Linked DNA regions of Homo sapiens: region 1 is linked to region 2. A link is an interaction called in ENCODE POLR2A ChIA-PET data of the cell type or tissue named here. Cell type or tissue: HepG2. All regions are shown on one strand. Each heading gives the region's core, and the rest is flanking DNA. Links, peaks and the distances in the headings are about the cores only.

Evidence for each region. ChIA-PET counts read pairs that join two places held together with the same protein. Peaks named below come from ENCODE experiments on the same cell type or tissue, not always from the same donor. Only the 100,000 strongest peaks of a DNase experiment are listed, where the experiment ranks them.
Region 1: POLR2A ChIA-PET joins it to region 2 with 6 read pairs; 8 of 35 experiments call an interaction of 5 or more read pairs at or near these places.

What each region holds. Positions count from the first base shown.
Region 1 is chr10:102,933,139-102,948,606 of GRCh38, reverse strand. All of the region lies in intron 1 of CNNM2 (cyclin and CBS domain divalent metal cation transport mediator 2), which reads right to left. Among named protein-coding and RNA genes, the nearest start is that of CNNM2, 23 kb to the right of the region's middle. In HepG2, for the core only: no CTCF peak of the experiment used is centred there; no DNase peak of the experiment used is centred there.
Region 2 is chr10:102,999,417-103,014,884 of GRCh38, reverse strand. The region is part of intron 1 of CNNM2 (cyclin and CBS domain divalent metal cation transport mediator 2); the gene reads right to left. Among named protein-coding and RNA genes, the nearest start is that of CNNM2, 89 kb to the right of the region's middle. In HepG2, for the core only: no CTCF peak of the experiment used is centred there; a DNase peak (open chromatin) is centred at 7,684.

The DNA.
Region 1 (15,468 bases), core at 2,631-10,630, 66 kb after region 2:
AACCCTTAGTGTGGCCTGCAAGGTCTGCCTGCTGGAGTCCCTGCTTGCTTCTGCTGACTTCGCCAATAGCATCTTGTACCACCCAACCTACCCCTCAACATGCACACACACAAATTATTTGTGTTCCAGCCACACTAATCATCTTTCAGCTCCTTGAGTGTACAATGTTACCTCCCACCTTATCATGTCTCCCTGCAATAGTCTCTTTTCCACACCCAAATTTCCTCTAGTTGACGCCTACTTATCTGTCAGATCTCAAGTCACCCAAAAGCTACTTTCTTCCCTCCCGTCCCACCTGCCAATATTCTCAGGGCACTAAGTACTTCTCCCCCACAGCACATGCAGATGAGTTTATTCGTGTGATGATTTGCTTCATGTCTATCTCCCCCACCAAACTGTCAGCACCAGGAAGACAACAACAATCTTGTTCACCAAAAGACATACAATGTATGTTTCAAGAAAGAAGTGATCTTTTGAAACCTGATAATAGAAAATTACAAGATGAATGTTTTTACCTGTGTGGGGTTTTTGTTTGTGTTTGTTTTTTTGTTTTTTGAGAGGGAGTCTCGCTCTATCCCCAGGCTGGAGTGTAGTGGTGCAATCTCGGCTCACTGCAAGCTCCACCTCCCGGGTTCACGCCATTCTCCTGCCCCAGCCTCCTGAGTAGCTGGGACTACAGGTGCCTGCCACCACGCCCGGCTAATTTTTTTTTGTATTTTTAGTAAAGACAGGGTTTCACCGTGTTAGCCAGATGGTCTCGATCTCCTGACCTCGTGATTTGCCCGCCTTGGCCTCCCAAAGTGCTAGGATTACAGGCATGAGCCACCGCGCCTGGCCTGTTTGTTTGTTTTTGAGACAGAGTCTCAGTCTGTCAACCAGGCTGGATGGAGTGCAGTGGCGCAAACTCAGCTCACTGCAACCTCCATCTCCCAGACTCAAGTGATTCTCCTGCCTCAGCCTCCCAAGTAGCTGGGATTACAGGCGTGCACCACTACGCCCAGCTAATTTTTGTATTTTTAGTAGAGACAGGGTTTCACCATTGGCCAGGCTAATCTCAAACTCCTGACCTCATGTGATCTGCCCACCTCGGCCTCCCAAAGTGTTGGAATTACAGGCGCGAGCCACTGTGCTCAGCAGTCAGTGGTTTTTTTTCTTCATTTTTCTTCACTTTATAAGTATTTCCAAATATTTTTAAAATTCTAGCCAATATATAACATCATCACAATGAAAAACACTAGAAGACGCATACATCTTTCTAAAACAGAAACAAAGTCGTTTCAAATTAGAAACTTCTGCTTGCCTGAACTTATTCACAGCTTTAGAACAGTGTGAAACATGACTATTAAATATAAAACTGAACCCTTTATAGGGTTATTTTAAAACCCAGGGAACTATAAAAGGATTATAGTACCTATGAAGCAGTAGGAAAATGATTAAAATGTATGCCAGGGAAGGGATTACAAAACATATGACTGGAGAATTTATGGCAGTGGGGTTAGTAACTATAAACTAGTTCAGAGTAAGTTAGTATTTATGAGAAAAAAAATCAGTTCTTCAATGGTTCACATGTCCTATCTCATCAACATTTACTCTGAGTAAAAAGTTCTGGCATTTGGTGAAGAGCTACTCAGATACATGCAGAATTGTATTTGAAGGGGAAAAAATGGATACTAACATATTAAGTATGGCATGTGTTTTGTTCTTTCTCAGATCACAATATTGTTTTTTCCAAGTTGGTTATTAACATGTTGTAGTTTTTCCTTATTTAAAAAGTAAACATCTGGAAAATAAGTACCATGACAAAGTCTCCAATCCTTTCTTAACGGTGCTTCAAGTTCTATCCCGGTTGCAAATCAAAATAGTGAAGTAACTCTTTCAGGCTACAGAAAACACTAAAAGTGCAGAACAGAAGCAGTAACACCTCACGGGTGTTCAATTATTAATGTACTTCCCCTGAAGCTTACCCTGTTTAACCTAGGAGTGAAGAATTTGGGCTCAAAGGAGTTGCACAAGCAGGGAAGAATAGATCTTTAAAAAAACAATACTTTGATTCAAACAACAGCTAGCACAAGTGCTTTAAAAAAGTCCTGCATGATAGAAATTACCCCCGTGAGAGACTTTTCTGTCAATATACAAGTTCAATTAGTATCACTAATTGCTTTTAGGTATCCCTAAAAGCAAAATGGAAAAGATTCCGGACAACAATCAATATATCACAAGAATAATCAATATGTACATTAAATGTAGGGCAAAGAATCCTAAGAGCCAGTCAAATCAACTGCTCACAATTCTCCCAAACACAACCTTTCTGCCTCTGTGCCTTTCCCAGTATTGGTCCCTGCAACTAAAATGTTCTGACCCTCCCCCAGCCTCTGGCCTCCTTTGAGACTGCCCTAAGAACACCTTCATCTTCCCATTGCTAAAGCACTTTGTAACATTCCCTGCAGCACCAATGAACTCATTCTGTCTTTTTATAACTACAGCCAGGACTTTCCCCCATGTTCCTGAAGGACTTGCTCAACACGTAAAATGGCTTTGCATTTTCCACACTGCCTTGCACATTATAGATCAAATATTTATGGAAGCTGTCAAAACTGGAGAGACGTGGAGGTCTGAGTCTCAACCCTGCCTTTATGGTAAAGTAATCAATGACCACAGAGATGAAGTAGCTTTACAGGTAAAGCAAATATCGACTGAGCACCTCCAAGTGGCAGGCCCAAGGCAAACTAAACAAAATTCCTGACCTCAAGGAGCTCATCATCCTGCGAGAAGAAATTGTAAACAACAATTACCCAAAGGGAAAAAAAGAAAAGATAAACATGGATACATAGAGTCTTACAATAACACAGAAGAGGGTACCTAACATAGCCTGCAGGTAGGTAAAGGCCTCCTCTGAGCAACTAGCTAAGCTCATGTAATGCTTAGGAGAAAACAACAAGGGAAGGGAGAATGGAACAAGCCAAAGGGAAGCACAGAAGCAGGCAGAGAGAGGAGAGAGCCTGGAGCTCTGCTTCAGTGTGGCTGGAGGGTAAAGGACACTGTGGGGCGCAGGGGGATGGAGTGGGGGGAGCAGGAGAGGAGGCTGATCTGCCTCTTTTGAATAAATGAATAAAGGAATGTACGCAAAAGAAAACATAATATATGCTTTCTTTCTACTTGCAAAAAAGTTATACTCTATTTGAGATTATACTGTATTTGTTTTGTCTTATTGGTTAGGGGTCACTAAGAGGCAGCTGGAAATAGCACTAGATAAGAATCAGGAAACCCAGGTTCTAGTCCTAAAACAGTTGTTACCAACTACACAGTTGCTCTTGGGCAAAACACTAAACACTCCTCTGGAAAATAAGGTGCTTTGAACTACATTCACTTCTTCCCCTTCTTATTTAAACGCCTATTTCGATGCTTGAATGGGAAAAGAAACAGGTTACTATAGACAAGGATGGACAAAGAAGGCTTTGCAGAGTCATACTTTTTAAAGGGAGGAGTGAGATGCCAAAATCCTTGGGTGAGTTTGTGGGGGATACAGGATATGTACACAATCTAAAAATATCACCTCATAGATTCCTTGTTAATTATTAAGGGAAGAAGGTACTTTTTACTATGTGGTATTCTTGCCAAAAAAAAAAACAAAAAACAAAACAAAACCATATTTAACCCTGCTTCTAATTATGAGAAGATAAGATAAATCCAGATTGCAGAACATTCTACAACTAGCCCGGACTCCAAAAATGTCAATGTCATGAAAGAAAAAAAGGCAAAGGAGCTATTCTGGATAAAAGGACATCAAAGAGACATGCCAAGTGAATGAATGTGGACTGAATATTAGATAATATGTTTGTACTGACATTAAATTTCGTGGGTGTGATCATGGTACTGTGCTTATTTGGGAGAACATACTTAAGAGATACATGCTGAAGTGTTTAGGAGTGAAGTATCATGATGTCTGCAACCTACTTTCAAATGACCAATGGTCCAGGAAGAAAAGATGTACACACACACACACACACACACACACACACACACACGAAAAGATACAAATATGGCAAAATATTAACAACTGGTGAATGTAGATGAAGAGTATAAGGGAATTCATTGTACCAATTAAACTTTTCTGTGCTGGAATTATTTTCAAAATAAAAAATTGCAGGGGAGTAGGATGAATGAGAATTAGATAAGCAGAGAAAAGCCAGGGCATTTTCCAGACAGGTACTATAAGAGTTACGAAAGCAGGCCAGGCACGATGGCTCACGCCTGTAATCCCAGCACTTTGGGAGGTCAAGGCAGGCGATCACCTGAATTCAGGAGTTCGAGGCCAGCCTGGCCAATATGGTGAAACCCCATCTTTATTAAAAATACAAAAACTAGCTGGGCGTGGTGGTGGGTGCCTGTAATCCTAGCTACTCGGGGGGCTGAGACAGGAGAATTGCTTGAACCCAGGAGGCGGAGACTGCAGTGAGCCGAGATCGCACCAGTCTTGCCTGGGCGACAAAGCAAGACTCCATCTCAAAAAAAAAAAAAAAAAGAATTATGAAAGTAGCAACTTAAAGATTAAAGAGAATTAAGAAATGTGAGGTTTTAATTGTAGGTTAATTTTCTGCCAATCTTACATATATGTAAACTTACGGATCCCTTAGGTATAAGGGGTATAGAAGTTCAGAAGTCAGCATAGATTTCAAGAAAACAATGGAATTGTAACTAGGTATTAAAGGCTGAGCAGAGTTTTAGACGAACAGAACTAAGTACTCTTTAGGATGAGAACATGAGCAGAGGTGTGTTAACTACAGACAATGTGTACAGACATAAACACATATATATACAACACACAGACATACAGACATACATATGAATATACATATATTATACACATATATGACATGCAGTTATGAGATTAGCCATTTTAGACAGAAAATAAAAACAAGGGCTAGAGCCAGAGTATGAAGAGCTCTACAAACTCTGGAAGGCTCTGGATTCCATACAGTAGTAGTTGGTAATGAGTACTCTTGACTTTTTTTGTGCGTTTTTTTCCTAAATAATAAAAGTAATGCCTGCTCAATTTAGAAAGTACAGAAGAAAATTAGATGCATATAGATATCACCTCATTTTTATTAACATTTCAGTGTATCTCCTACCAGTTTTGTATGTAATTTTTTTTTGTTTTTTGTTTTAGAGATGGGGTTTTGCTATGTTGCCCAGGCTGGAGTGCAGTGGCTATTCAGAGGTGAGATCATAATGTACTACACAGCCTTGAACTCCTGGGCTTAAGCCATCCTCCCGCCTCAGCCTCCCAAGGAGCTGGGACTACAGGTGCATGCCACCATGCCCAGCAATGCAGCTTTCTTTTTTTGTTTTTGGTGGGTTTTTTTGGTTTTTGTTTGTTTTTTTGAGACAGAGTCTTGCTTTGTCACCCAGGCTGAAGTGCAGTGGCACGATCTCAGCTCACTGCAACCTCCACCTCCCGGGTTCAAGCAATTCTCCTGCCTCAGCCTCCCAAGTAGCTGGGATTACAGGAGTGTGCCACCACGCCTGGCTACTTTTTGTATTTTTAGTAGAGATGGGGTTTCACTATGTTGGCCAGGCTGGTTTTGAACTCCTGACCTCAGGTGATCCACCCCCATCAGCTTCCCAAAGTGCTGGGATCACAGGCGTGAACCAGCCTGTGATCCAGGCGCGCCTGGACTGCAATGCAGTTTTTAAAACACAGTTGAAACCATGTTGCTCTTTTCACTTAAAATAATAATCTCCCCCATGTTATTAAAAACTTTATAAATGTAACTCTACTGGCAACATCATATGTATATAGCTAGACTTGGTTAACTATTCTTCAATGCTGGACTTTTAGACTGTTATAATGTTTTGCTATTTTTAAAAACTATTTAGTTTCTCAAAAAATTAAGAATAGAATTACTATATGACCTAGCAATTCCACTTCTGGTTATATATCCAAAAGAACTCAAAGCAGGGACTCCAACAGATGTTTTCACACCCATGTTCATAGCAGCATTATTCACAATAGCCAAAAGGCAACTCAAATGTCCATCAACAGACGAATGGATAAACAAAATGTGGCACATATACACAACGGAACATAATTCAGCCTTAAGAAAGAAGGAATTTCTGACACATGCTACAACATGGATGAACCTTGAGAACATTACATAAAGTAAAATAAGTCAGTCACAAAAAGATAAATACCATATAATTCCATTTATATGAGGTACCTGGAGAAGTCACAATCATAGAGACAGAAAGTAGAACATTGGTTGCCATGGGCTGGGAATTGGGGAATAGGAAGTTTTGTTTAATAGGTATAGAGATTCAGTTTTGCAAGATGAAAAGCGTTCTGGAATGGTGGCACACCATGTGAATGTACTTAATACTACTGAATCGTATACTTGAGATGGTTAAAATGGTAATTTTTATGTTATATTTTACAGAAATGTTTAAAAATAAATAGAAATTTAAATGAGCACCTCTGTGTTTTAAGTTTTACATGTATTTCTGATTAGTTCCTAAGATCACATTCTGGAAGTGGAGCTACTAGGTGAAAAGATATACAAAAAGTATCAGGTTCTTAAATATAGAGCCAAATGGCTTCCTAGGAAGATTATACAAATTAACACTACCATCAGTAGCATAAAAGAGTACTAGTATCACAACACATTCTCAACAATATTCAGTTCAATCATTCAACAATATCTATTAAGCACCTATGTGCCAGGCCCTGCTGTGGGCCCTGGCAACGCAGCAGTGAACAAGACAGACAAGTCCCTGCCCTTATGGAGCTTACGTTCTAGTAGGAGAGGCAGGTGAAAAAAAAAGAAAAAAGATGAATAAGATATAGTACAGTAGAGGGCTAAGGAGAAAAAGTTGCAGGAGAGGGGCTGGAATCGTAAGACTGCCATGGACAGCCTGGCCACAGCGGGGATATCTGAGTACAGATCTGAAGGAAGGAGGGAGCAAGCTGCAAAGCTATCTGGCGAAAGGACATTCCAGGGAGAAGGAGCAGCAACAACACAGGCTCCAAGGCAGGGGCATGCCTAGAGTACCTGTGGCACTCAGGAAACAGCCAGAGGTCACTGTAGCTGCTGGAGGAGTAGGAGATGCAGCCAAAGAAGGGGCCATATCCCATGGGACCTTGCCAGTTGTATATGATCATTTTTTTTTATGCTGGCTATTTTGACTTGTTAAAAGACAATATCAACTGGGCACAGTGGCTCACGCCTGTAATCCCAGCACTTTGGTAGGCCAAGGCGGGCAGATCACTTGAGCCCAGTTGTTTAAGACCAGCCTGGGCAACATAGCGAGACCCCATCTCTACTACGTAATTTTTTATAAAATAAAAAATAAAATAAAGACAATATCATATTACTGTAATTATAAGAGGTTTTTAACAAACTGGTAAGATGAAAGTTATGTTTAAGGAAGATCAGCCTGGCAGAGGTATGCTTGATGAAACAGACAATAAAGAAAGCCATCTTGGAAGTTTAATGATAATCAAAATAGACTGATTCATGCATTAATTTAAAATGTATTTCTAGGCTGGGCGCAATGGCTCACACATTCTGTATCACCCAGATACAGAATGGAAAAGAGTACAAATTCATATGTAATCCCAACCCTTTGGGAGGCCAAGGCAGGTGGATCACTTGAGGTCAGGAGTTTGTGACCAGCCTGGACAACATAGTGTGAAACCCCATCTCTACTAAAAATATAAAAATTTGGCCAGGCGTGATGGCAGGCACCTGTAATCCCAACTACCTGGGAGGCTGAGGCAGGAAAATCACTTGAACCCTGGAGGTGGAGGTTTCAGTGAGCCAAGATAGTGCCACTGCACTCCAGCCTGGGTGACAGAACGAGACTCCATCTCAAAAAAATAATAATAAAATAAGGACCAGGCGCGGTGGCTCACACCTGTAATCCCAGCACTTTAGGAGGCCAAGGAGGGCGGATCACGAGGTCAGGAGATCAAGACCATCCTGGCTAACACGGTGAAACCCTGTCTCTACTAAAAATACAAAAAATTAGCCAGGCATGGTGGCAGGCACCTGTAGTCCCAGCTACTTGGGAGGCTGAGACAGGAGAATGGTGTGAACCCGGGAGGCGGAGCTTGCAGTGAGCCGAGATTGCGCCAGTGCACTCCAGCCTGGGTGACAGAGTGAGACTCCATCTCAAAAAATAAATAAATAAAATAAAATAAAACAAAATGTATTTCTGGAGCACCCAAAACATAATAAGCACAAATAAGAGGGGCTAAGGGCTGGCACTGTAGCAGTGGGAATGGAGAGAAAACAAAAAGTAAAAGATGCGTTTTCAAAACAGATCAATTATGTTTGATAACAATATACAGAGGGGAGGCCAGGCGCAGTGGCTCACACCTGTAATCCCAACACCTTGGAAGGCCAAGGCAGGCAGATCACTTGAGGTCAGGAGTTTGAGACCAGCCTGGCCAACATGGTAAAACCCCACATCTACTAAAAATAAAAATTTTTAAAAAAGAAGATACAGAATGGAAAAGAGTATAAATTCATATGTACTTCAAGTTACCTGAGAGCAGGAAATCTGTCTAATTCCTCTTTGGCCGTCTCCTACATGGCGGTTTTTTTTTTGTTGTTGTTGTTGTTGTTGTTTGTTTGTTTTTTGAGATGGAGACTCACCCTGTCGCCCAGGCTGGAGTGCAGTGGCGCGATCTCAGATCACTGCAGCCTCCACCTCCCGGATTCAAGCGATTCTCCTGCCTCAGCCTCCCGAGTAGCTGGGATTACAGGTGTGCGCCACGCCCAGCTGATTTTTGTATTTTTAGTAGAGACGGTGTTTCACCATGTTGGTCATGCTGATCTTGAACTCCTGACCTCAGGTGATTCGTCCATACCAAAGTGCTGGGATTACAGGCGTGAGCCACTGCGCCTGGCCGCCAGTTCTTTATTATGATGCTAAATACATGCTTATGGATTAAAGATGAGTCAAAGAAAGTCTTCTCAAGATGGAAAAAGAACATGGAAGGAGACATAAGGACAAAATCTTGGGGACTGCTCAATTAGAAATGGAAGGGAAAATCAAGAACCTAAAAAGAAAAAGGAAGCAGTCAGAGAAACAGCAGGAGCCAACCTGAAGAGTGGTCCTCACCTACAGCTAAAAACAGTAAAGGGGCCAAGCAAGAGAGGAAAGGTAACAACCAAGATGTAGATGTGGCAATAAAAGAAGTCATGGGTTGTAACTGTTTGAAACAAGATTGTAGAGGATTAAAGATGGCAAGGAAAAGGAAGTAACTAGCTATTCTTGAAGAAATCTTGCAGTAAAAAGAGAAAGGAAAAATAGACAGCTAATGATCCCCTAAGACATAGAACTCTGCCAGAAATTAGCCTCTGATCCTGCACTGAAGCTAAGTAAGCCTTAAGGAAATATTTACAACCTTCAACCTGGCTGGGATCCTCAAACAACTAGGCAGGTTGAATGAATACAGGAAAGATCCTACCTACACCATGTCTGAAAAAGGCAACAAATCTTCGAATTTGCTACTCATACCTGGTTTGGTAAGTGGCTTTGGGAGGTCACAGATAAAGTAATAACTGCTGACTTTTTGGATATTTAGGTAATGTGAGATAAATCAGCTTAAATCAACTAAGGGCCTTTGTCTGCTTGTTTATTTTAGTCTCCATAACTCCTATTAGAGGCTCTCCTCAAATATTCAGAGATCTATCGCTGTCCATTCATATTTCAGAGGAAAGCATTAAAATGCTGGCTGGAAGTTCTGTGTCAACTGATGATCTTCACTCTACAGTAATCAGGTCAAAACGCTGGTATATTTTTAATATCAAGGAACTCAGTAAAAATTAAATTTAACTGTCTAATAGGCATAGGACTATTTAAGAGCAATGCCATCTGTAAGTAAAGGAAACATCGATTTCTCTCCCTAAAATGTTTAATTTTTTTAGAAAGTTGGCTAAAGGAGTAGAGGCGTTGTCTTTTTTTTTTTTTTTTTTTTTTTTTGAGACAGGGTCTCACTCTGTCACCCAGGCAGGAGTGCAGTGGCGCAATCCCATCTAACTGCAGCCTCTACTTCCCAGGCTCAAGCAATCCCCCTACTTCAGCCTCCTGAGTAGCCAGCATGACAGGTGTGTGCCACCATGCTCAGCTAATTTTTTCTTTTTTTTTTTCCATTTTTTGAGACAGAGCGTTGCTCTGTCACCCAGGCTGGAGTGCAGTGGCACAATCTTGGCTCACTGCAAGCGCCGCCTCCTGGGTTCAAGCAATTCCCCTGCCTCAGCCTCTCGAGTAGCTGGGATTACAGGTGCCCACCACCATGCCCAGCTAATTTTTGTATTTTTTTTTTTTTAGAAGAGATGGGGTTTCACCATGTTGGCCAGGCTGGTCTCGAACTCCTGATCTTGAGCAATCCACCTGCCTCGGCCTCCCAGAGTGCTGGGATTACAGGTACGTGCCACCGCACCCGGCCTAATTTTTTAATTTTTTTGTAGAGATGAGGTCTCACTATGTTGCCCAGGCTGGTCTCAAACTCCTGGGCTCAAGCCATCCTCCCAACTGGGCCTCCCAAAGTGCTTGGATTATAGGCGTGAGTCACTGCGCCCCACACATTGTCATTATTTTATGTCATTTTAACAGACTTTAGTAAAGGCACCTAAATGATAGCTAACTTATCCTATAGTTAAATTAAACGTTTCTGGGGTTGGGTGCAGTGGCTCATGCCTATACTCCCAACACTTTGGGAAGCCAAGGTGGGAGGATTGTTTGAGCCCAATAGTTTGAGACCAGCCTGGGCAACATAGGGAGAGCCTGTCTCTACCAAAAAAAGAAAAAAAAAAGGTTTCTGTATACATCCAGAAAAAGAACGAAAGAAAATCACATCTGTTTATCTGTCTGAGAATATGTACGTTTTAGGAGTATAATCAAACCAAATATTTGATCTTGTCTTGATCAAAGCTAAAAGGTCTTTTTATTTTAGCAAAATGTGTAAGATATACATTTTGTAGGCTTAATAGTCTGGAAACTATTAACTGAGCTTCAAGCACAGGTGGTTCAGAACACTCCTTTTATCTTTTTGTCTCCTTTTAATAATCAAGACTAGATTTACAGTGATTATTTATTTAGACAAAAGGAAGCACCAGTTTCCAAAACCATCATGTCCCCAAATAAGAGGTATCTTGGGATTATAGCTTTATGTTAAAAGTACAGATCTAGTTGGAACTCAACTACTTAACAAAACATTTTTTTTTTTTTGAGATGGGGTCTCGCTATTTTGCCCAGGCTGGGCTTGAACTTGCTATCTTCCTACCTCAGCCTCAAGAGTAGCTGGGATCATGGGGCACATGCCACCCTGCTGGCTTTCACCAAACTTTTATTTAATCAGGGCTATCATGTAAGTATAAAAAAGTTTCATTCCAGGCAGACTACATACAAATCTAAACAAACTGGATTTTTGTCACCTATTAACATGTTTTGAAAACAAATGTAACCCAAAAGCCTAAATTCCCTTATTTCTCACACAAAATGAATCTTACTAAGATGTCACGTGTGTACTCACACACATTACGGGCTTTAAAATACTACTCATCTTTCACCCCAAACAGTAAGAATCACAATGAGGAGGAAAAAATGGCATAAATGACAGCACAGCTGCACTATAGATAAAATATTCCACATTCTCCAAGAAAAAATACCTGTGAGTTTCATCTAAATACATTTCAATTCTGTACCTCAATGAGTGGTTCAGGTTACAAAACTTGCACTTTATTTTGATGGATTTGGTTTCCCCCAAACATTACAAAATACATGCTTTAAACAGAAAAACTTGGAGCAACACAGAAAAACATACTTCCTCCCCTAAACCCACCACATCAAAAGATAGTCACTGTTGGTTAATATTTTGGTAAATGTTCTTCTAGTTGTTGCAGGTTAATGTATGTATATATGAACAAGCAAATAAAAACATAAAAGAGCAAAACTAAGCAGAAGATGGTCCACAAAATATGATTAAAAGAGTATTTTAGCCAATTGACTTGTTTCCAGCAGAATCTCACCCCTCTCCACACCCAATCTCCCCCACCCCCATTGCACCAAAAAAAAAAAAAAAAGCAAAGAGTTTCATTTTGTCTCTTCTGTTTACCTGGAACCCCAAACCCTCAAGGATCAGACTGATGATAGCAAGATGAAAAGCAATGACTAAAAGGTAGGGTTTTTTCTCTGCTTAGTTATCAACTCTACAGAGATGAAATTATTCCTGCCAAACCTTACATCAAGGAGGTACACTAGTGACTAAAGGAAATAATCTTGAAAGAGATAAGAAAGCATGCTATCTTGTTCTAGTTGTTTTTAGTTTTAATTTTACCTCTGAAGACCTGCTCAAATATTTCCATCTCTTGAATGATTCTGAGGACTGTCTAAACCCAAACGCCACTCCGCAGAGGCTCCGAGTTGAGTCAGCACATTGTTTCTATGATTGCAGATGGGCAAATGGAAAAACTGAGGCTTTGCACACTCCCATAAAGATCAGATGATGCCCTCAATCTGTCTTTGCTAGCATGGGAAAACATTCTCCCTCTCAGATTACCAGCCCCCTACCCCCACAGCACCAAAAAAAAAACCAAAAAAACAAACAAAAAAAAACACCATAGAGTTTCATTTTGTCTCTTCTGGTCACCTGGAACCCAAAAACCTCAAGGATTATAGTGCTAGGCCGGGCGTGGCATTTCATATCGTAATCCCAACACTTTAGGAGTCCAAGGTGGAAGGACTGCTTGAGGCCAGGAGTTAAAGACCAGCCTGGGCAACATAGCGACACTTTGCCTTCTACAAAAAAAAAAAAAAAAAAAAAAAAGCCAGGTGCAGTGGAGTGTGCCTGTGATCACAGCTATTTGGCAGGCTGAGGCGGGAGGATCACTTGAGCGCTGCTAGTCAACCAGGGCTGCAGTGAGCTGTGATTGTGTCACTGCACTCCATCCTGGGCAATAGAGCAAGACCCTGTCTCAAAAAAAAAAAAAAAAAAATTTTTTTTTAAAGGACCATACTGCTCATAGCAGTAAGAAATGCAGAGTAACAGAAGTCAGGGTTTCTTCTAGTCTTTGCAAATAAAACCAAAGAAGACCCTTGATAAATTGATGTGGAGAAGAAAGATACTACAAAAGTTTTTTTTGAGATGAGGTCTCCTCTGTTGCTCAGACTGGATTGCAGAGGTGTGATCACAGCTCACTGTAGCCTTGACCTCCTGGCTCAAGTGATCCTCCCACCTCAACCCCCCAAGTAGCTAAGACCACAGGTGTGCACCACCACACCCATTTTCTTTTTATTTTCTGTAGAGGCAGGGTCTCCCAATATTGTCTAGGCTGGTCTTGAATTCCTGGACTCAAGCAATCCTCCCACCTCCCAAAGTTAGCGCTAGGATTACAGGCCACCATGTCTGGCCCAAAGTCTTTTTTTTTTTTTTTTTTTTTTTTGAGATGGAGTCTCGCTCTGTCGCCCAGGCTGGAATGCAATGGCGCGGTCTCGGCTCACTGCAACCTCCACCTCCTGGGTTCAAGCAATTCTCCTGCCTTAGCCTCCCAAGTAGCTGGGATTACAGGTGCCCGCCACCATGCCCAGCTAATTTTTGTATTTTTGGTAGAGTCGGGGTTTCACCATCTTGGTCAGGCTGGTCTCGAACTCCTGACCTCAGGTGATTGGCCCTCCTCAGCCTCCCAAAGTGCTGGGATTACAGGCATGAGCCACCATGCCCAGCCCAAAATCATTTTTAAACTTTTTATTTTTAGATACAGGAGTCTTACTCTGTCACCTGGCTGGTGTACAGTGACACAATCATAGCTTGCTCACTGCAGCCTTGAACTCCCAGGCACAAGTGATCCTCCCACCTCAGCCTCCCAAGTAGCCAGGACTACAGGTGCGTGCCACAACACCTGGTTTACGAAAACATTTAGATATTAGCTAGTCTTTCTGTGCTTATCTCCAATCCCAAGTCCCTAGACTGATAAAAAGCCACTCTAAATAGTAGAAAGAAATAGATTTGGCCGGTGGCTCAGGCTGGGCGCGGTGGCTCATGCCTGTAATCCCAGCACTTTGGGAGGCCGAGGTGGGTGGATCATTTGAGGTCAGAAGTTCAAGACCAGCCTCGCCAACATGGTGAAACCTCACCTCTACTAAAAATACAAAAATTAGCCAGGTGTGGTGGCAGGCGCCTGTAGTCCCAGCTACTTGGGAGGCTGAGGCAGGAGAATCGCTTGAACCCAGGAGGCAGAGTTTGCAGTGAGCAGAGATCGCACCACAGCACTTGCACTCCAGCCTGGGCGACAGAGCAAGGCTCTGTCTCAAAAAAAAAAAAAGAAAGAAAGAAAGAAAGAAATAGACTTGCTTTTAAACTCCTAAGCTCCAGCCAGGCATATTTTTTGTCTTGACTGACATTTTATACAACCTATTTCTTCTTTTCCTATCTAATCTGGGACAGAAAACTTACTCTTTTATGGCAGGCATGGTGACTCATCCGTAATCCCAGTGTTTTGGGAGGCTGAGGCAGTAGGATTGCTTAAGGCCAGGAGTTCAAGATCAGCCTGGGCAACATAGCCAGACTCTGTCTCTCCAAAAAAAAAAAAAAAAAGTTAAAATAAGCTGGGCACAGTGGCAGGAACCTATAGTCCTAGCTACTTGGGAGGCTGAGGTGGAAGGATCGCTTGTGCCCAGGGTTTGAGGCTGCAGTGAGTTATGACTGTACCACTGCAATCTGGCCTGGGCAATGGAGGGAGACCCTGTCACAAATACAAACAAAAACACAGAAGTGCCTGATGGTGTATATCTTCCCAATTCCATATCCGTTTCTTCCTGGACTAATACTTGATTTTGTGTCAGACAGTTAATACGTATTTATGTGCTAATGAGACCCTGTCTTAAAAAAAAATTTAGTCTTTCCTATCAAATTTCCTAAATGACTGTCAATAACCAATTGTGGATATTTCAATATCTACATATAAAAGTGGCAAGTAAAAATCCCTACATTTTTTAAAAAAACAAAATCCACTACAAGCAAATTAAAGAAGTAAATGTAAGATAACCTCAACAAACTCATGTTTTTTAAAAGCATTTTTCTATCTTAAGAACCATTTGTCACCTAACAAGTTCTGCAAGGTTGCAGGATAGAAGATCAACATACAAAAATCACTTGTATATCTATATACAAGCAATGAACAATCTGAAGATAACATTAATAAAACAATTCCATTTATAATAGCATCAAAAAATAAAATACTTAGGAATAAGTTTAACAAAAGGATTGCAAGCACACTGAAAACTACAAAACGTTGTTGAAGGAAATTAAAGAGGACCTAAATAAATGATATGACATCCCCGTTCATGGATGGAAGACTTTGTACTGTTAACATTGCAATACTCCTAAATTGATCTACAGATGCAATGCCCCTATGTAAATTCCAACTGCCTTTTTTTGCAGAAATGGGCAAGTTGATCCCTGAA
Region 2 (15,468 bases), core at 3,035-11,034:
GGTAGTGCTCTGCCACCCAGGCTGCAGTGCAGTGGCACAATCATAGATAACTGCAGCCCTGAACTGCTGGGTTCAAGTGATCCTCCCACCTCAGCCTCCCAAAGCTCTAGGATTATAGGCATGAGCCACTGCACCCAGCCTGTAAATGGTATTTAATAGAGGAATTTCATCTGTCAAATGTAAAAGCGCTTGAGCATCAGTCAAAAAACAAGCAAATAGGCATTTTTAATATTAACACCCAACTAAATTTTTCAGTGAATTTTTAAGTATATTTAAGGTTTAAAGAAAAGTGGGCTTTTAAAAATCATAATTTTAATAAGCTAAGCTCTGACCAAAGCATAAATAACTCAGGAACTGTCTGGCATAGCAGAATCGAGGGCTTTGCTCCAAATTCTCACCCGCTTGACCTTAGGCAAGTTACTCGAATTTTTGTGCCTCAGGGTCTCCATTTGTAAAATGAAATAATACTATTAATACCTACATCAAGACCCTTGTGAGGACTGAGTTAATATATACAAAGCACCAAGAACTGTTATTGAGTAAATTGCAGGTGCTTCATCAATGTTAGCTAGATTATCACCATCGTTAGTATCACTGATACCACCTGCCAAGGCTATGCATACTTTGAGGGCAAGGACAACGTCTTGTCTTTACATGCCTAACATTTAGCATGCTGCCTGGTACCCAATAGGCATGCAATTAATATTGCCTGAATTTAACTGAAGAGTCTAAAATTCTAGCTATCAGGGTATGACTTTCAAGCTGTAATGCGTAAAGAGAACCAACATGACAAATGGCAGGGGCAAAGATAAACAGGCCAATGAAAAACAAGATTTTATACAGTCAGAAAATACTGTTTCTTACAATTTGGAATGGTTCTTACTTACTCTAGGAGTTTCTCAGGTCCTAATTGTCTTAAGGGAATTTCTACTGGGATTAGACGATGAGAGCTCATCTAAATCTTGACCCTAGATCTAGAATTACACAGATTTAATACAGAATTTGAGCTGTCCCTCCAATAAATTTAATCTAACACAGTTTACTCTAGAATTAATTACTTAAACTTTTTCCAGTCACCATAACTTGTTTCTGAACTAAAGTATAATACAACCTTAACTCATTCAATCTAGGCACCCTTTTTATTTTCCATTGCTCTTGCAATTTTCCAGCAGTTTACTCTCATTTGAGTTCATTACCAGTACTCCAGATGGAAACTTTCCCTAATAGGTTGTTCCATTCACAGCGATTTAGAAAGCACTGTTTGCGTCACAGTTTTCGGCTTGGATAAAGGGAGCTGTTACTTCAAACCCCATTTCTTCTTGGTGTCCTGCAGTCAGTCACACCTGAGCGCACCCAGCACTCAGCCTGCCTTCTACTAACGACCTTTTAAAGCAAAATGCTTTAACCCACCAGGTAGCAGATTTCCCTTCCTTCCAGTGCACAGTAAGTCCATGCAGGCTATAATTCCTTCAACAGACATCAAATGACTGCAGTAACAGTAAAAAATAATTCACAATTACTGAGGGTGCTCTGCGTGCCAATGTGTTTGTATATCTTAATTATTCCAAGAACTCGTGAAGAAGAGACTATTTATCCCATTTTATAAATCACAAAACAGACTTAAAAAGGAACTAACATTCCCTGGGTTTTTATCCTTACTTTGAAGGTGTCTGGATTTGACAAAAACAGTGTCCTTTTGTAGAATAGGGCCCTATGAATTATTATCCTCATTTTATAAATATTAAATATCAAAGATTATACAGCTAAGAGGCACACAGAACCAGAATTCAAGTCTGTCTGATTCCAAGATCCACACTGTAGCTTATTTTGCTATGTTACCTATTCAATTTTATGAAGGTCTTTTGCAGCACACTCTTCTACTCTCAGCTAAGGAATGAAAAAACTGCCTAAAAAGGCTTACTTATTTCATATGGTACTTCTTTCTATGTTTGAAGCAAGATAGGAAAAGGAAAGAGAAGGAAGGAAAGGCTATGGTAAACTTTCTCTCCAAAGATTTGATAGCACTGGAGAATGTTCAGTATCTTTGGATCTGATAGGGTCTAAGAAAGGGTTCAGTACTTAACCATATTTCACTATAACTCTAGCCAGTGTGGTACAGACTGTTGTTGTAGAGAAGAGTTTATTCACCAAACTATATACTGAAAATGAAAACTCATTTGTCAAGGATTAGATCACTCATATAGGCAATAAGAATTTGTCTTTAAAAAAAAAAAAAAAAAAAAAAGTCTTGCTCTGTTTCCCAGGCTGGAGTGCAGTGGTGCAATCTCGGCTCACTGCAACCTTCGCCTCCCAGGTTCAAGCAATTCTCCTGCCTCAGCCTCCCAAGTAGCTGGGATTACAGGCACCCACCACCACGCCTGGATAATTTTTTTGTATTTTTAGTAGAATCAGGATTTCACCATGTAGGCCAGGCTGGTCTTGAACTCCTGACCTCAGGTGGTCTGCCGGCCTCGGCCTCCCAAAGTGCTGGGATTACAGGCGCGAGCCACCATGCCCAGCCTGGCAATAAGAAATTCTTAAACATTATCAATGATACCTAGGAAATTACATAAAATCTCTCCTACATTGGTGGTGGGGGTGTTAACTAATATAATTTCATTGGAGGGCAATTTGGCCAAATCTACAAAAATTGCAAATGCAGGTATCCCTTGATTCAGCAATTCTACTTCTAGGAATTTATCCTACAGGGAAACTTACATAAGCATAAAATGATGTGTAAACAATGAAATTCTTTGTTGTACTGTTAATATCCTGTATTTCTGGAAGGATATACAAGAATAACAATGGCTGCCTCTGAAGAGTGTGCTGATCTGATAGCAAGGGGAAGAATTTTCACTATATACTTCTCTGTGCTTTAAAAATTGTATACATTAGGCTGGGCATGGTGGCTCACACTTGTAATCTCAGCACTTTGGGAGGCCGAGGTGGGCAGATCACGAGGTCAGGAGTTCAAGACCAGCTTGGCCAACATGGTGAAACCCCGTCTCTACTAAAAATACAAAAATTAGCTGGGCATGGTGGCGCGTGCCTGTAGTCCCAGCTATTTGGGAGGTTGAGGCAGAAGAATCGCTTGAACGAACCTGGGAGGCAGAGGTTGCAGTGAGCCAAGATCACGCCACTACACTGCAGCCTGGGCAACAAGAGTGAAACTCCATCTCAAAAAAAAAAAATTATACATACACACACACACACACACACACACACACACACACACACAGTGCAAGTATTACTTATGCAAAAGAAAACTAAATAACAGTTACCAGTTGCTTTTTGCATTTTCTTTTCTCACTTCTCTCTGACAATCATAATTCCTAAGCTTTTCATTTAATTCTTGAAGCATTTTTTATAATACACTGTTTCTTAGATAGCTTATTTTGCTTTGCCAATGGCCATGGAATGCTTTTATTTTTTGAGATGGAGTCTTGCTCTGTTGCCCAGGCTGGAATGCAGTGGCACAATCTCAGCTTACTGCAACCTCTGCCTCCTGGGTTCAAATGATTCTCCTGCCTCAGCCTCCTGAGTAGCTGGGATTACAGGCACGCACCACCACACCTGGCTAATTTTTGTATTTTTAGTAGAGACAGGGTTTCATCATGTTGGTCAAGCTGGTCTCGAACTCCTGCCCTCGTGATCTGCCTGCCTCAGCCTCCTAAAGTGTTGAGATTACAGGCATGAGCCACTGTGCCCGGCCGGAATGCTTTTATTAAGCAAAGAAGCAACTCACTGACACACACCTTTCCTCAGTATGTGCAGATATTTACATCTTCCACATGCTACGCATTGTGGTGGATGTTTGAAATAAAAAGATATATAGTCCCTGCTTAAAGTTATGTCACAATTACTACTTTTTTCAAAATGAAATTTTTTCCCTCTGATTATGAGAAAGTAATACAGGGTAATTGCTCTGAAAAAACGAAAAAGTAATATAAAACATAAGAATATAAATATCACGGCCAGGCACGGTAGCTTACGCCTGTAATCCCAGCACCCTGGGAGGCTGGGGGGAGTGGATCACCTGTGGTCAGGATTTCAAGACCAGGCTGGCCAACATGGTGAAACCCTGTCTCTACTAAAAATACAAAAATTAGCTGGGCATGGTGGCGGGCGCCTATAATCCCAGCTACTCCGGACGCTGAGGCAGGAGAATCGCTTGAACCCAGGAGGCAAAGGTTACAGTGAGCCAATATCACACCACTGCACTCCAGCCTGGGCGAAAAAGGGAGACTGTCTCAAAAAAGAAAATAAAAATCATGTTAAATCCCACTACCCTTTAACATTTCAGTGTTTATCTGTCCAAAATTTTTCATTTCATTTCTTTTTAGAAACAAAAATGAGGCCAGGTACAGTGGCTCATGCCTATAATCCCAGCACTTTGAGAAGCCAAGGCAGGTGGATTGCTTGAGCCCATGAGTTCAACACCAGCCTGGGCAACATGGCGAAACCCCATCTCTACAAAAAATTAGCCGGGCATGGTGGCACATGCCTGTAGTCCCAGCTATCTGGGAGGCTGACGTGGGAGGATCACCTGACCCCAGGAGGTCCAGGCTGTAGTGCGCCATGATTGCACCACTGCACTCCAGTCTGGGTAACAGGGTGAAACTCTGTCTCCAGGGGAAAAAAATAAAAAAAAAAAAGATGGTCATATTATATATACTATTTTGCAATGTACATTTTCCTCTTGTATATGAACATGTTTCTATATTACGTTATTGAAATGTTTTAAATTGTTCTAAATCAAATATGCATATATAATTAAACATCCCCCAACTTGTTCCAACTTCTTTTAGCAGTCTTTTGTAATTATTTCCATCTCTCTAAATGTTTCTACCATTATTTGACATGATATTTTAATAAAATAATCTGTATTAGTGAAGTTTAATACGTTCTTCGCAATTTTTGTCTCTAATTGTGAAAAAAAAAAAAAGTCTTAAATTTCCTCCATTTGCATGTGACAGCCACAAATCCAGTCTGATGCAGGTGTGCTGTACTAATATAAATACCTTAAGAGGAACAGCAATAAACAAGGTAATCTTCCAAACAGTCAACAGCTCTTGATTACTACTTTTTCTGGATATATCTCATTTAGACACTGTCTATGGACTTCAACTCACTACAGATGATTTTCAATATCTCCCACCCTCTGGTTCTCCATTCTCCCAATATACTTTTTTTTTTTTTTTTTTTTTTTTGGAGACTCAGGCTAGAATGTAGTGGTATGATCATGGCTCACTGCAGCCTCCCACCTCCTGGGCTCAAGCGATCCTCCTGCCTCAGCCTTCCAAGGACCTGAGACTATAGGAACACACCATCATGCTCAGCTAATTTTTAAAAATTTTGTAGACAAGTGTCTCACGGTGTTGCCCAGGCTGGTCTCAAATTCCCAGGCTCAAGCGATATTCCCACCTTGGCTTCCCAAAGTGCTGTGACTAAAGGCGTCAGCCATCATACCCAGCCTAAAATCTAGTTATTGAGCAAAATTTTTCTGGTTCAATCCCAATTTTTTAGTTAACTCAAATGTCATAAACCAACAAGAAATTTCTCTTACAGAGAATAATTTGTATAAGTTAGTTGTGTTTTCCGTTTTTTTTGAGACGGAGTTTCAATCTTGTTGCCCAGGCTGGAATGCAATGGTGTGATCTTGGCCCAGCACAACCTCCGCCTCCTGGTTCAAGTGCTTCTCCTGCCTCAGCCTCCCAAGTAGCTGGGATAACAGGCATGCGCCACCACACCTGGCTACTTTTGTATTTTTAGTAGAGACAGGGTTTCTCCATGTTGGTCAGGCTGGTCTCAAACTCCTGACCTCAGGTCATCCGCCTGCCTCGGCCTCCCAAAGTGCTGGGATTACAGGTGTGGGCCACCGTGTCTGGCCATTAGCTGTATTTTTAAGAACTCTCAAAGTGTCCCACAGTTGAGTATATCAGGTTGTCTAAACTGACAGGCATTTAGCTCATATTATAAACTATACTACAATTATAAATGGGAACTCGAAAAATCTTGTTTTACAAATGCTTGGGAATGTGCATTTCAGAGTCCATATTTGTAGAAGTACAGTATGAGCATTTGGGTTTTTTTTTTTTTTTTTTTTGAGACAGGGTCTCGCTCTGTCACCCAGGCTGGAGTGAAGTGGCTTGATCTCGGCTCACAGCAGCCTCCGCCTCCCCGGTTCAAATGATTCTCCTGCTTCAGTCTCCCTGGTAGCTAGGACTACAGGCATGTGCCACCACGCCCGGCTAATTTTTGTATTTTTGGTAGAGATACAGTTTTGCCATGTTGGCCAGGATGGTCTCAAATTCCTGACCTCAAGTGATCCTCCTGCCTTGGCCTCCCAAAGTGCTGGGATCACAAGTGTGAGGCACCACCCCGGCCAAAAGTTAAACACTTGAAACTCATTTAATTTCTGACAGAGTATTTCTAATCCAAAGCTAGTCTATACACAGTGGTGACAGCAAGGGTGGCTTCTCAAGTATACAACACATGCCATCACACAAGCCCCATGTTTGGAAGGGCCTGCACTTGGTATAAAGCTTTGCCACTGTTTTGAAATTCTTAATGTTTGAGGAAAGTATTTCACATTTTCATCTTGCCCTGGGTCCTACAAATTACACAGTTGATCCTGAGTGACAGTGAGGTACAGCCCCCTGCCCAATAGTAATTTGAAGCTAAGATAAATAAAGGTTTCTCTCTAGAATCAAACATGGAAACTGGTTTAAAAAAAAAAAAATCCTCCAGCAATCTAACACAAGATATTGTAAATATGTGACTGAAGAGATCCAGAACACAAACTCTACTCAGTGGGATTTAGGAGCAATTTCAGAGACATAGAGCAAAAATGTGATTATTTTAGTGAAGAGAAATTGTTGTGGGAAGTCAGGGACCCCGAACGGAGGGACCGGCTGGAGCCGCGGCAGAGGAACAGAAATTGTGAAGATTTCATTTTAATACGGACATATATCAGTTCCCCAAATTAATACTTTTATAATTTCTTAACGCCTGTCTTATTTTAATCTCTTAATCCTGTTATCTTCATAAGCTGAGGATGTACGTCACCTCAGGACCACTGTGATAATTGTATCTAACTGTACAAACTGATTGTAAAACAAGTGAGTTTGAACAATATGAAATCAGTGCACCTTGAAAAAGAACAGAATAACAGTGATTTTCAGGGAACAAGGGAAGACAACCATAAGGTCTGACTGCCTGCGGGGTCAGGCAGAATAGAGCCATATTTTTCTTCTTGCAGAGAGCCTATAAACGGATGTGCAAGTAGGGAAGATATCGCGAATTATTTTCCTAGGAAGGAATATTAATAATTAAGACCCTGGGAAAGGAATGCATTCCTGGGGGGAGGTCTATAAATGGCCGCTCTGGGAGTGTCTGTCTTACGTGGTTGAGATAAGGACTGACATACACCCTGGTCTCCTGCAGTACCCTCAGGATTATTAGGGTGGGAAAGAAACCCCACCCTGGTAAATCTGAGGTCAGACCGGTTCTCTGCTCTGGAGCCCTGTTTTCTGTTAAGATGTTTCTCAAGACAACATGTGTACCACTGAACATAGACCCTTATCAGGAGTTTGATTTTGCCCTGGTCCTGTTTCCTCAAAATCATGTGATCTTTGTTCTCTTGTTTGCCCTTTGAAGCATGTGATCTTTGTGACCTACTCCCTGTTCGTACAGGCCCTCCCTGCTTTTGAAGTCCTTAATGAAAGCCTGCTGGTTTTGCAGTTCAGGTGGGCATCACGGTCCTACCGATATGTGATGTCACCTCCAGAGGCCCAGCTGTAAAATTCCTCTATTTGTACTCTATTTCTCAGATCAGCCGACACTTAGGGAAAATAGAAAGAACCTACGTTGAAATACTGGGGGTGGGTTCCCCTGATAGAAATTTATTGGGTTATAGAACTTAAGGCCTCAAAAATTAAAATCATATAAATGGGCCAGGGGTGGAGGCTCACACCTTTAATACCAGTGCTTCAGCAGCTGAGGCAGAAGGATCGCTTGAGGCCAGGAATTTCAGACCAGCCTGGGCAACATAGCGAGACCCCATCACTATAAATGAATAAATAAATAAAATTATCTGGGTATGATGGTGTGCACCTGTAATCCCAGCTACTCAGGAGGCTGTGGTAGGAGGACCGCTTGAGCTAGAGGGGTCAAGGCTGCGGTAAGCTGAGATCGCACCATTGCACTCCAGCCTGGGTGACAGAGTGAGACCCTAAGTAAAAGAAGAACCAGCATTTGACAAAATTCAGTATCTGGCCATGATTTTAAAACCAAAAAACCAAAACCATCTTTTAGCAAATTTAGGAATATAAGGCCTTTTTCAATCTGATGAAGGGGAGCTATACAAAATCTAAAGCAGGCCAGGAGTGGTGGTTCACACCTGTAATCCCAGCACTTTGGGAGGCTGAGGCGGGTGGATCACTTGAGGTCCGGATTCAAGACCAGCCTGGCCAACATGGTGAAACCCAGTCTCTACCAATAATACAAAAATTAGCTGGGCGTGGCAGCAGGTGCCTATAATCCCAGCTACTTGGGAGGCTGAAGCAGGAGAATTGCTTGAACCCCCAAGGCAGAGGTTGCAGTGAGCCAAGATCCAGACACTGTGCTCCAGCCTGGATGACAAAGCCAGACTCCATCTCAAAAAAAAAAAAGAAAAAAGAAAATAAATCTAAAGCAAACATCACAGTTAATGGTGAAATACTGAAAGCTTTCCCCCTGCAATGGGAAATAAGACAAGGATATCACTATCACTCCTATTCAACTGCAGGTCCCAAACAGTACATTCCAGAAAGAGAAAGAAATAACCTCGGAAAGGAAATATATTAAACTGTCATGATTTGCATATGACACGATTACATTCACAAAGAAAATCCAAGAGAATCTATATATAACCATGAGCTTGAGCCCAGGGGTTTGAGACCAGCCTGGGCAATATGGTAAAACCCTGTCTCTACAAAACATACAAAAATTAGCTGGGCATGGTGGTATGTGCCTGTGGTCCCAGCTACTTGGGAGGCTGAGGCAAGAGGACTGTTGGAGACTAGGAGATCAAGGCTGCAGTGAGCTATGATCATGCCACTGCACTCCAGCCTGGGTGAACAAATGAGACCCTGTCTCAAAAAAATAAAGTAATATATACAATGAAAAATGGTAAGTGAATTTACCAATATTGTTCCATTAAAGGTTAACATACAAAAATCAATTTTTTTTTTGAGAGACGGAGTTTCGCTCTTGTTGCCCAGGTTGGAGTGCAGTGGTGCGGTCTCAGCTCACTGCAATCTCTGCCTCCCAGGTTCAAGCAGTTCTCCTGCCTCAGCCTCCTATGTAGCTGTGATTACAGGTGTGCACCACCATGCTTGGCTAATTTTTGTATTTTTAGCAGAGACGGGGTTTCACCATGTTGGCCAGGCTGGTCTTGTACTCCTGACCTCAGGTGATCCACCCACCTTGGCCTCCCAAAGTGCTGGGATTACAGGTGTGAGACACCGCACCTGGCCAACTGTACTTCTATATACCAGCAGCCAACAATTATTAAATAGAAATTTTAGAATGAAATCATTGACAATAGTATCAACGAATCATATACTTAAGAATGAACTAGCAAATAAAATCTCTATACAGAAAACTAGAAATATTACTGAAAGAAATTAGGCCAGACACAGTGGCTCAGGTCTGTAATCCTATCACTTTGGGAGCCGAGGTGGGTGGATCACTTGAGGTCATGAGTTCGAGACCAGCCTGGCCAACAGGGAAAAACCCCGTCTCTACTAAAAATACAAAAAAATTAGCTGGGTGTGGTGGCGCATGCCCATAATCCCAGCTACTCGGGAGGCTGAGGAAGGAGAATCACTTTAACCTGGAGGGGGGAAAAAAAAAGAAATTAAAGACCATTCAATAATGGAGGGCTATAAGCCATGTTCAGGAATTTGGATGTTGAAACACTAGTTCTTTCTCAAGTTGATCTACAGATTCAATACAATCCAAATCAAAAATCCAGCAGGTTGTATGTGGAAACTGATACCAATTATAAAATTTATGTGAAAACACAAAAGGTCCAAGAAAAGCTGAGACGATCTAGAAGAAGATATGTAAAAGTTTGAGCGAAACAGACTCACACACACCTAAACAAAGGAATCTCATGCACTGCTGTTGGAGATGTAAACTGAGACAGTAACTTTGGAAAACCATTTGGCATTCTTTACTAAAACCAAACACAAGCATATCCTATGGCCTTGGTATACTCAAAGTGTGGTCCACAGCCAGTCCAACTGGCTCCTGACAAATGCAGACTCTCAGGCTCTACCCTTGAACTACTGAAGCAGAATCTACCTTTTAACAAGATTCCCAGGAAACTGATGTGCACAATACAGTTTGAGAAGCACTGCCTTATGATCCAGCAATTCCACTTCCTGGCACACACTTATCAGAAATGCACACAGATGTCCACCAAAAGACATGTTCGAGAATATTCATAGCAACACTATTCATAATAGCTAAAAACAAGAAAACTACCTAAATGTTCAAAAATAGAAAGAATAAAGTGTGGTATAATCACGCAATGAGGCTGAGCATGGTGGCTCACGCCTGTAATCCAGCACTTAGGGAGGCTGAGGCGGGCAGATCACCTGAGGTCGGGAGTTCGAGACCAACCTGGCCAACATGGTGAAACCCCATTGCTACTAAATACAAAAAAATTAGCCAGGCTTGGTGGCAGGTGCCTGTAATTCCAGCTACTTGGGAGGCTGAGGTAGGAGAATCGCTTGAACCCGGGGCGGGGGTGGGGGCAGAGGTTGCAGTGAGCCGAGATTGCGCCACTGCACTCCAGCCTGGAGACAGAGCAAGACTCCATCTCAAAAAAAAAAAAAAAAAAAAAAAAAATTCATGCAATGGAGTACTACTCAGCAATGAGAATGCACAGTCTACAATACAACTCACAAATATAATGCTGTGTAAAAGAAATCATATCAGAAGAATACACCTTGTATGTTTTCATTTATATAAAGTATAAAAACAGGAAAAATTGATGTTAATGTCAGGACAGTGGTTACCCGGGGGGATACAGTAACTAGGAGAGAATAGTGTTTTAAAAAAAAGATAGAGTCTCGCTCTGGTGCCCAGGCTGGAGTGCAGTGGCGCGATCTTGGCTCAATGCAACCACAGCATCCTGGGTTTAAGTGATTTCCGGCTAATTTTTGTATTTTTAGTAGAGACAGGGTTTCACCATGTTAGCCAGGCTGGTCTCAAACTTCTGACCTCAAGTGATCTGCTTGGCTCAGCCTCCCAAAGTGCTAGGATTACAGGCATGAGCCAACGCACCCAGTTTATTTCATGACATGCATAATTCTACATGGATGGGAAAACCCATCAAGCTATATACTAGTAACTTTTTGCATACTTTTCTGTATACACGTTATAATTTAAAAGTTCACTTAAAAAAGTACTAGAAGGAGGGCTAGGTGTGGTAGCTTATGCCTGTAATCCCAGTACTTTGGGAAGCTGAGGCAGGCGGATTACCTGAGGTCAGAGGTTGGCGACCAGCTTGGCCAACATGGTGAAACCCTGTCTCTACTAAAACCACAAAAATTATCCAGGTATGGTGGCTCGTGCGTGTAATCCCAGCTACTCAGGAGGCTGAGGCCATGAGAATCGCTTGGACCCAGGAGGCGGAGGTTGCAGTGAGCTGAGACCATGCCACTGCACTCCAGCCTGGGCAACAGAGTGAGACTCCTATTAAAAAAAAAAAAAAAGATTCACACATGTTATAGCATGTATGCATACTTCATTCCTTTTTATGGCTGAATAATAGTCCATAGCATGGATACACCACATTTATTTACCCATTTACCAAATGATGAACATTTGGGTTGTTTCCACTTTTTAAGTATTATAAATAATGCCGCTATGAACAACTGCGTACAAGTTTTTATGTGAATATATGTTTTTCTTTCTCTTGAGCATATACCTAGTAGCAGAATTGCAGGGTCATATGGTAAATCTATGTTTAGCATTTGGAGTAACTGCCAAACTATTTCAGAGCAGTTAGACCATTCCACATTACCTCCACCAATGTATAAGGATTCCAACCAGCCAGGCGCAGTGGCTCACGCCTGTAATCCCTGCACTTTGGGAGGCTGAGGCAAGTGGATCACCTGAGGCTGGGAGTTCGAAACAAGTCTGACCAACATGGAGAAACCCCCTCTCTACTAAAAATACAAAATTAGCCGGGTGTGGTGGCGCATGCCTGTAATCCCAGCTACTCAGGAGACTGAGGCAGGAGAATCACTCGAACCCAGGAGGTGGAGGCTGCAGTGGGCCAAGATCACGCCATTGCACTCCAGCCTGGGCGACAAAAGCGAAACTCTGTCTCAAAAAAAAAAAAAAAAAGATTCCAGTCTTGTCAGCCACATCCTCGCCAGCCCAGGCTTGTTATCTTTTTCTATTATAGCCGTCCTAGTGAGTACAAAGTGCTGTCTTGTAGTTTTGATTTGTATTTCCCATCTTTTCACGTGCTTATTGTTCATTTGTACATCCTTGTTAGAGAAATGTCTATTAAGATCCTTTGCCCATTTTTAAATTGGATTGTCTTTTTACTATTAAGTTGTATCCAGAATAAAGAACTCTTACAGTCCCTTATCAGATATAATCTGCAAAAATATTCTCATATTCTGTGGGTTCTTTTCACTTCCTTGATGGTATCCTTTAGGAGCAGAAATTTTTAACTGTGATGTCCAATTCATCAATTTTCTTCTGTGGTTGCTTTTGCTTTTGGTGTCATATCTAAGAAAGCTTTACCTAATCCAAAGTCATGAAGGTTTATTCCTGTTTTCTTCTAGGTGTTTTATAGTTTTATTATTTATTTATTTATTTGGGAGAAAGTCTTGCTCTGATCACCCAGGCTGGGGCGCAGTGGCAGGACCTCGGCTCACTGCAACCTCTGCCTCCCGATTCAAGTGATTCTCCTGTGTCTCAGCCTCCCAAGTAGCTGGGATTACAGGCATGCACCTGGCTATTTTTGTATTTTTAGTATACAGGGGGTTTCACCATTTTGGCTAGGCTGGTCTCGAACTCCTGACCTCAAATGATCCACCCACCTCAGCCTCCCAAAGTGCTGGAATTACAGGTATGAGCCAGCGCACCTGGCCTGTTTTATAGCTTTAGTTCGTACATTTAGGTCTCTGATATATTTTTAGTTCATTTTTGTGTAGGATATAAGGAAGGGGTCTATTTCCATTCTTTTGCATGTGGATATCCAATTGTCTCAGCACACTGTTTTGTTGAAAAGACTATGAGAATGAATAGTCTACAAATAGATAAGCTCTTTTCTTTCCTCCATTGACTCATCTGGCATCCTTGTGGGGCTGGGATGGGGCAGACATCAATTGACCATAAATATTAGGGTTTATTTCTAGTCTCAATTCTATTCCATTGATCTATGCTTATCCTTTGGCCACTAACACAGAGTCTTCATTACTGTAGCTGTGTAATAAGATTTTTTCCCCCAATTTTTTGTATTGCAGTAAAACATACATAAGATTTACCATTTTAACCATTTTTTTAACTGTACAGTTCAGTGGCACTGAGTACATTCACACTGTTGTACAACCATCACCAACACCCATCTCCACACCTCTTTTAATCCTGCAAAACTAAAATGCATTCAACAATTTCCCATATTCCCCTCTCCACAGCCCCTGACAACCACCCTAATACTTTCTATCTCTATAATTTTGACTAATCTAAGTTCTTCATATAAGTAGAATCATATAGTAATTGTCTTTTTGTGACCGGCTTATTTCACTTAGTATACTATCTTCAAGGTCCATCCATGTTGTAGCATATGTCAGAATTTCTTCCTTCCTAAAACAGAACATATTCCATTGTTGGTAAATACCACATTTTGCTTACCCATTCATCCACTGATGGACAGTTGGTTGGCTTCTATGTTTTAGCAACTGTGAATAATACTATTATAAACATGGTGTACAGGCCAGGTACAGTGGCTCATGCCTGCAATCCCAGCACTCTGGGAAGCCAAGGAGGGCAGATCACTTGAGGTCAGGAGTTCAAGACCAGACTGGCCAACATGGCAAAACCCCATCTCTACTAAAATACAAAAATTAGCTGGGCATGGTAGTACATACCTGTAATCCCAGCACTTTGGGAGGCCAAGTCAGTGGATCATTTGAGGTCAGGAGTTCGAGAACAGCCTGGCCAATATGGTGAAACCCTTACTCTACTAAAAATGAGCCAGGTGTGGTGGCACGCACCTGTAATCCCAGCTACTTGGGAGGGAAAGGCACAAGAATTGCTTGAACCCAGGAGGCCGAGGCTGTAGTGAGCCGAGATTGCACCACTGCACTCCATCCTGAGTGACACGGTGAGATCGTGTCTCAAAAAAAATAAAAAATAAAATAAAATAAAACACACACAAAAAAATCAAAGGGGTGTACAAATATCTCTTCAAGACACTGCTCTATTTTTGGCATATACTCAGAATTGGAATTGCTGGATCATACGGTAATTCTATTTTTAACTTTTTGAGGAGATGCCACACAGTTTTCTATAGCAGCTATTCCATTTTATTTATTTATTTATTTATTTATTTATTTATTTATTTATTTGTTTTTGAGACGGAGTTTCGCTCTTGTCACACACGCTGGAGTGCAACGGCATGATATCGGCTCACTGCAACCTCCACTCCCCAGGTTCAAGCGAGTCTCCTGCCTCAGCCTCCCAAGTAGCTGGTATTATAGGTGCCTGCCACCACACCCAACTAATTTTTGTATTTTTAGTAGAGATGGAGTTTCACAACATTGGCCAGGCTGGTCTGGAACTCCTGACCTCAGGTGATCCATCTGCCTTGACCTCCCAAACTGCTGGGATTACAGGCATGAGCCACCATGCCCAGCTATTCCATTTTAAACTACCACTAACAGTGCACAAGGGTTCCAATTTCCCCACATCTTTGCCAACACTTCTTATGTTCTGTTTTTTTGACAGTAGTCATCAGAATGGGTCTGAGGTAACATCTTATTAAAGTTTTAATTTGCATTTCCCTAGTGATTAGTGATAAGAATCTTTACATGTGCTTATTGGCCAACAGTAAATTTTGAAAGTTTTTTCAAGACTGTTTTTAGCTATTCTGTGTCCCTTGAATTTCCACATGAATTTTGGGATCAATATGCCAACCTCTGGTGCGGAGAGGTGGGGGGGGAAGGGCAGCCTGGATTTTGATAAGGATTGTATTAAATAGGTAGATCTGATAAGCATTGCCATTTTAAAAATAGTCCTCTAATTCATGAATCCATGAGTCGACAAACACAGCTTTCCATTTGAGTCTTTAATTTCTTTTAATGTTTTAGTTTGTAGAACACAAGTTTTGAAATTTTTAATTAAATTATTCCTAAGTATTTTATTGTAAATAAAACTCTTTTCTTAATTTCATTA